2 separate regions of the Homo sapiens genome follow, and region 2 is linked to region 1. Evidence: chromatin loops called from intact Hi-C (ENCODE). Cell type or tissue: heart right ventricle. All regions are shown on one strand. Each heading gives the region's core, and the rest is flanking DNA. Links, peaks and the distances in the headings are about the cores only.

The links. Peaks named below come from ENCODE experiments on the same cell type or tissue, not always from the same donor. Only the 100,000 strongest peaks of a DNase experiment are listed, where the experiment ranks them.
Region 2: it touches region 1 in a loop (20-fold over the local background); 1 of 110 quality-filtered maps calls a loop at or near these places.

What each region holds. Positions count from the first base shown.
Region 1 is chr18:49,050,384-49,053,931 of GRCh38, forward strand. All of the region lies in intron 17 of DYM (dymeclin), which reads right to left. Among named protein-coding and RNA genes, the nearest start is that of MIR4744, 2.4 kb to the left of the region's middle. In heart right ventricle, for the core only: no CTCF peak of the experiment used is centred there; no DNase peak of the experiment used is centred there; H3K27ac peaks cover 769 bases.
Region 2 is chr18:48,752,625-48,756,172 of GRCh38, forward strand. The region is part of intron 7 of CTIF (cap binding complex dependent translation initiation factor); the gene reads left to right. Among named protein-coding and RNA genes, the nearest start is that of MIR4743, 84 kb to the left of the region's middle. In heart right ventricle, for the core only: no CTCF peak of the experiment used is centred there; no DNase peak of the experiment used is centred there; H3K27ac peaks cover 1,518 bases.

The sequences.
Region 1 (3,548 bases), core at 668-3,167:
CCCAGTCCAGAGGGGTAACTTCTACAGTGTATGTGACATTAGGCTTTTGCAATCTAATGGGGTAACTAAGAAGGGTTTACCATCTATGAAGGGGTAACTTCTGCAATGTATGTGACCTAGGTGTTTACCATCTTCCTGTAAGATCGTGCAGCACGTTCAACAACATCCAGCATGGCAGCTAACTCCCTGAGCCACACGGGGCTGCGGGGGCTGTGGTTGACCAGGAATGAAGCCTTCTGCTTGAAGTTCACAGACAGCCCAGTAGGAAGCTCAGTGGAAATGACTCTGACTAGAGCTGCCATGTACCAGGCACTTCCTGCTTCACTAATGACCACCCTATAAAAAACAAAAGTGGCCTCTCTCGGCTCACTGGCTTATTGCCTTCACAACACTCAGTGCAATTGGTGCTTCTCTTATTTGTTGACTTGTGCACCATTTGTTTCCCCAACTAGAACAAACATCGGTTCTAAGAAGGCAGGGACCTTATGAGCATCTGGCATGTCACTGACATCTTAAGGCACGTTTGCTGAATGAGGAATTAAATAAATGAACGAATGACGTAAAATCTGCACAAAAATCCTGTGACACAGGTATTATTCACTCCATTATAGAGATTTAAAAAACCAAGACCCCAAAAGAATAAGTCACATGAAAAAGAGGCCACAGCAGTGAGTGGTAGAGCCAGAAGCTGAAAGAAGCTCAGGCCTTTCCTCTGGAGCCTCCCCAGGGTCAAAAGGGACCTGAGTGTGCCCTTAGAATGTCTGTGGCCAACGTGGACACTAGGTTTTCATGTCTTTCAAGTAATAATAATGAGCTTCAGATGTTTCTTCAATATCCTCCTAACCAACAACTCACTTAACCTTTTGTGGCCGTGTTTCCTCACTGTGAGTGATGGGGTTGATCACCAGGTGAGCCCAGGCTGGGGACAGGAGGCCTTGGCTCTGTCTTGGCTCAGCAGGTGGCAAGCTGGGCAGTTTGGGGCAAGTCATAGCATTTCTCAGGACTCAGTTTTCTAGCCTTGTGAAAAATGAAGGACCTTTGAGCTCCTTCCAATTCTGACTAGGTGTGGTTTTATGTTTAGACCAGTAAGGTCTAAAGGTGTATTCCCTGCCATGCCTCTAGGCTCTGCAGGGTTCACTTGAAGAAAGGGTTGAATGGGTTGGGCCTGGGTTCAGCTGCAACCCTGAAGTTAAGCATTTGTTGATTTCTACTTAGACAGACTTTGCATTGGAGATGGTATCTGAATGTCCTGGAGGTTGACAATAGACATTTTTAAAGGCTAAGGCTCCCAACTGCTGAAAACAAAGACAAGCTTGAAGCTGCTGTTGAGCTGCTCTGTGGCCTGGGAGCTCCCAGCTAAGTGGGCTGAGGTTCCAGGCGCTGCCCCCGTCCGTGCTGGCTAGTGAAGGCCTGGTCCCCTCCACAGACTGGGTTCCCAAACTGCTGTCTCCCAAGTGTGCACTACTGGTCATGGGGGGACTGAAAGAGCGGGTAGAGAGAGCAGCGTGAACACACAGCCGTTATTGGAAAACCTGAACATGCAGACAGCACTGCGCATTCCCCGAACCATAGCGCCAGCTCCTCTCCCACAGTGAGCAAGGGAGCAGAGAGATTGTTCCTTAGGGTTGTTTGCCTGTAACTTTTCACCAGCACCTAAAAGATTCAGAAAGGGTAATCGCACTCTGTTTGTTATTTATGCATGTTCTCCAGGACTGGCTACACAGAGTAAACACCTGGAAGCACATGGTAAGGAGCTTCCTTTTTCCTGAAGGGAGCTGTTTGTAAGGGCAGTGCCTGGGAACACTTTAAAAGGGTGAACACTAGGCATAAATCATAAAAGAATTTTGAGAATGTTATTCAGTCAACCTGGGTAGGCCCGAGCTGAATTTAATTTGACCCCCTCTCCGAATCTACCTGTCCATCTACCTCCCTATAGAGAAAGCCAGCATGGTTTGAGACTTAAATAGCAATTCTTAAAAATATGTGCTTCTCCCTCTAAGATGTCTTAGAAGTCTAAAGTACTAAGGAAAAGAAAGACAAAAGGTTTAATTTAGCACTAAGGACACTGGGGACACATTTTGTCAGGACTGAGTCCAAGAAATGTCAGTCTGAATGTCAAATCAACAACCTAGAAAAGGTCACTCTTTCCTTTATGTCCCTTTGTAGAGAACAATGATGCCATCCTGTGAGGCTAAGGGAAGTCCAACTTCTTCACTTGAGAGTGTCTTCATCTCTGCCATGGCCAACAAACCCTCTTGGTGGCCCAGGGCCCCGGCTGCTCAGGTATCGCCAGGCCCTCTTAACTCCGACATCCGTCTGGCTCTTCTCTGCCCACATCTTCCCTCCCTTGGGCTTCTAAGAACCCCTTTGGGCTCTAGCTAGTGACTCTCAGGTCAACGTGCTTTGAGGACTTAGACTAAAGCTCTGGGAAGGCAGAGGAGGTGCCTGGGAAGGATCGGGGGCTTGGATCTCATAGTCATGGCAGGAATTCAGCTAGAACTGGCTGGCACAGGGCAGGGCACTGGTTATCTCAAGCTCAGGCTACTTTGGTGAGGAGCCCCTGGCTTTCACGCTTCTCTTTCCGAGATACTTGTCCTGTGACACAGCTCAACAAAGAGAGAAAACTCATCCCTCAAGCTTGTAGCTTGGTCTCAATCCAAAGCTACTTACAGCAATCCTGTTGTTTTGATTTTTGGAGCCAGAGGTAATGCTAGACTCTCAAGTTTGGCTGGAATGTTTTTATCAGCTCCAGTGAGTCAACCTACCACAGTGGGACATCCGGACGCCCAGCTCAGAGACAAAGCAAGGGTCTGGTTTGGTGGTTGAGACTTGGGTGCAACAAGCAGACCAAAAGCCTGAAAGCCATCTCTGCTGTCAGTCATGTGATCTGGTGAAAACCCACAGGAAGTTCAGTGAACAGATGGAGGGCACAACTGCAATAATTTTATTACCACGAAAGTTGAATGGCGTTTTCCCCCTTCCACCTAAAGATGATATAAGATAGCATCAGAAACTCTAGCAAGCACCTGGCACAGGTCCAGAGTCTAATACAATTTAAAATCCAATAGCTACATAGCAGATTGAAAAAAAAAATTCAAGACCATATTAAGCCTCTGAATAGACAAGGAAATGGGAGATTGCTGGTCGCAAGGCAGACCAGTAACTGTTGGCAGATGGCGCAGGTCGGGAGTGATGGGTTAGTGACTACAGACAGCACGTGCAGGGCTTGTGGTGGGCAGTCCTGCTCAGATGAAAACTACACAGGTTTGGAGATCCTGTCGTAAAATAGCAGAGGACGCATTTACATTCTTTTTTTAATTCTGGGGGTGAAGGATAAATTTGGGGATTACGTAGCCTCACTATCATTCCTCCTCCATATCCTATTGCTGTGTAACTTTAGTTCATCAATGATAAGTCCTTAAACCAAATGTTGGTGGGCTTCAGCTAAACAGGAGGCATTTGCTTGGCTGTAGAGGAAAGAGAGGAATAACTTCTGCTCCTTGAACAGGGTGCGTCAGTTAGCGGGAGGAAACAAGAACAAGCGGGGA
Region 2 (3,548 bases), core at 612-3,111, 300 kb before region 1:
GGGGACTGGCACATCTGGAAACAGAGACACAGAGAGGTGAGATCACCCAGCCCATGCAACTGTGAGTGGCACAGTGCCAGGCTCTGTGCAGGCTGCCATACCCCAGACAGACCTGGCAAGGAGTGTCCTGCGGGGGACACCCATCATCCGAATCAGCCCTGCGCGCACCATGGGTGCTCCGTTAGTATAGGTCACTGTGATCCTTGTCTCTGAGTGTTCATCAGCCAATACCATGATGTCCCTTGGTTGACTCCCTCATGAGGGAAGAAAACCTCCCCTCCCTTATACTTTTCCTTTTTAAGCTTCCCCATCATTCTGCAAACTGGGGTGGGTGTGTGTGGCGACTTTTGTTCCTGGGTCCTATATGCCATCGCTCGACTAAGCAGCCCCTGAGCTGCAGAGAAATTGTTGGTGCCTGTGCCTCCGAGCCTCACCGCAACCCTTGCGTTGTCCCAGGTGACTGGGCCAGGGCAGGCAGAGCTCACTCAGGGCATGTGTAGGTGGGCAGGAGTGGAGGTGCCTACGCTGGTAATAAGCAGTCATCACTTTTCCTGAAGGCAAGAAATATGAGCCCATGCATAGTTTTAAAACCACTTGCCCTAGGAATTTTGCTTTCAGAAATTTTTAAGCAGACCTACAAATTATGTGGTAAAATGTCCGACATGGAGAGAACCATAATAAGTCAGTGGCACTCAGAATATCTAGTTGGGAACGATTATGAAATAAAAAACGAACAGAGGGACATTTGTCTCCATTTGGACTGCTGTTAAAACCATTTTTTTAAACAAAATTTGAAGTTATTCTCCCTACACCCACCTCCCAAAATGCAGCTGTGGTGTTCCGAGAACATTTTTGTCTTTTTGTATAAAAGAGAGCAGTCTTAGAGTAAAACAAGACATCTGATTTCAGAACCCAAAGAATAAAGAATAAACTAAATGAACGATGGAAAAAGCATAAACCGACAATTTCCATTCTCCAAAAAAAAAAAGCATTATTTTCCTAACAGCAGGTGTTGCCAGTAGCACAAATGGAATATTAATCTTATCTCCTGTGCTGTTCTTCCTCACCCGAAGAAGACTTCCCCAGAAATAAAGAGGCAGAGAGTTGGGTTTTTGCCCTTCTTACTTGCAGGGCTGCAAAACTGGGTGTCCAGTATGTTTCCCAACCCAGGACCCACATGTCCATGTGTCTGAGACCAAGTGCAGCCTCCTTGCCGGGTTGCTGGGAGCAAAAGCGGCTCATCCCTGGCCCAGCCAAACCCCAAACCCGCAGGTTTCGTGGGGAGCAGCCAGCTGGCCCCTGAATGAAGGTATCGACGAAACCCAGCGCCAGCAAATACAGAAGAGAGAGGAGCTGGTTTTGGCTGGCCCAGCCAACGACCGCTGACAAATATTTGTGAATGGCCAGAGCAGGGAAGCCTAGGTCTCCATTGCTGGGGAACGAGGCCTAACTCCAAGTCTGTTCCAGTGCCCTTAGCAGCCCTCTTGGCTCCTTCTCAGGCAAAGAATTTGGACCTCATGCAGTTATCACCACCGAGGTCTCAGTGGCCATTCAGCCCTTTGTCTCCATTACTACAGGTCACTGCGGTCCTTGTCCCTGAGTGTTCATCAGCCAAGGAGGCTGTGTCTAAAGGCGAATGGGAGACAGATGGGAGGTGGCTGCAAGGTGCTGTGATTAGTTGACAGGCTTAGCTCACTCCTGGAGCCCCTGGCAGGCCCTCTGCTGTAGGAGTGCACCTCACGGAGCCTCGGTTGTCTTATCTGTCGAATGGAAAGAAAGGTTCTTGGCCTGCCTGCACACAGAGGCCAGTCCCAGCAATCACTCACCCTGAGAACTAAGCAAGGCCTTGTGCAGGAAGAAGGAAAAGGGAGGACAGAGGGACAGTCTTAGTGCCTCTTCCTCCAGTGGCATCTGGGTTCTTCCCTGCCCTCCCAGGGCTCACCCAGCTGATTCCATCTGCCATTTAGCTCCATATCAAGACCTCCTTATTTTGAACCTGTTAGTCTTTCCTACCCAATTAGGAGGGAACACTTGAGGTGGACTCCCTGGCTTCCCTCCCACCTACGGATGGCTTTCCACATGTGCAAAGGAGCCGCCGCCCAGCAAGGGTGAGCCTGAGAACGCCCACTAATGCCAAGTGGCCTGGGGCATTCTTGGCCATTGCTATATTGTCAGGGCTGGCTGGCTCCAAGCTCTTTCGAACCAGAAAGACATGGAATTCCAGGTCCCTCCAGATTTCCAGGAATGAACAGCAGAAGCCCTGCAGGAGCCAGCTGATTTCTTTCTGGAGCCCCTGACCACTAGCCATATAGCAATTACTTCCTTCCCCCTCCAGGTAGATAGAAGTTGTTTTCTTTTCTGGGGGTGGAGGAGTGCACTGGGTAGAGAGAGGGAAATCCCTGTATGGCAAGTGGGAAACCAGGCAGTTTCAAGACGGATGTTGGGAAGGGCTTGGTCAACCATCCTTTGGGGACATTTCTTGGGCCATAGCTGCAGGCGCCACAAAAATTCTAAATAAGGATGACGAAAGTTGTGAGAATCAATTATTATCTGCCAGGGAATTTCCAAGGTTCCTCTCTGGGCTTAAAAATAACTCACATTGAAAGAACAAAGAGAATGGAAGGAGCAATTAGTTGAAAGTAACTGAGAAGTTAAAGGAGGGAGAATTCACAAAAAGTCACAGGCACGAGGCACCCTGGAGAGTGGTCTGTGGGCCACAGTTTCTTCTGGGCTTTCCAATGGGGGTTGCCTTACACTCTGCAGAATGAGGGCTGCAGCCCTCCCCGCTGACTCAGGCATTTGGGGCTGGGCTGGGCTGGGTAGTCGGAAGGCCAGTTGGTGGTAGAATCACTGGGAGGAACCTGACTCAAGGGCCCCACTTTTCTCATGGGGCCCAACTCTTCTCCAGGTGCTGGTGCTGATAGCTCCTACCTGCCATGGGGAGTGAAACTGAATATTTCAGCAATGCCAGTGAGGAGGGGGGTGTGTTTGGGAATGGAGGGGCTGCCTCTCCCACCCAAGTGTCAAGGCAACAGTGCTTTTGCCCAGGAATGTATATCAGAAACCAACAAGATTGAACTTGGACACCAAGGATGAAAAATGCCACACAGGCCTCCTGAGAAGGGCCCAGGGTATGCCTAGTCAGCAGGATTCAGTTCAGGGTACCAGATTTTTACAGATATTTTAATAATGACTCTTAAATTATTGAAATAAATATAGACAACCCCAAACCTTGGACACTGTATATAAAAAGAAACCTAAGAAGACTCTGAAAGGTAGAAAGAAGACAGACAGGCCAGGGACCTTGGGAACTGAAGAATGACACACTGGTGAGTTCCTGGGGTTTTCCTCTTGGCTCAGATATCCCAGACTTGGAGCTAAAGAAACTGGAGACCCAGAAACACCATGAGGCCTGAGCAGACAAACGGAGCCCCAACAAAAGTCCACTCTTTCTAGCCAGAGGACCAGGGAAGGGGCAGCCTAGCAAGACAGAAAACTCGAGACAGTAGCTACTTTCCTCCAGCCAAACACCTCTGCAGGAACTGTAG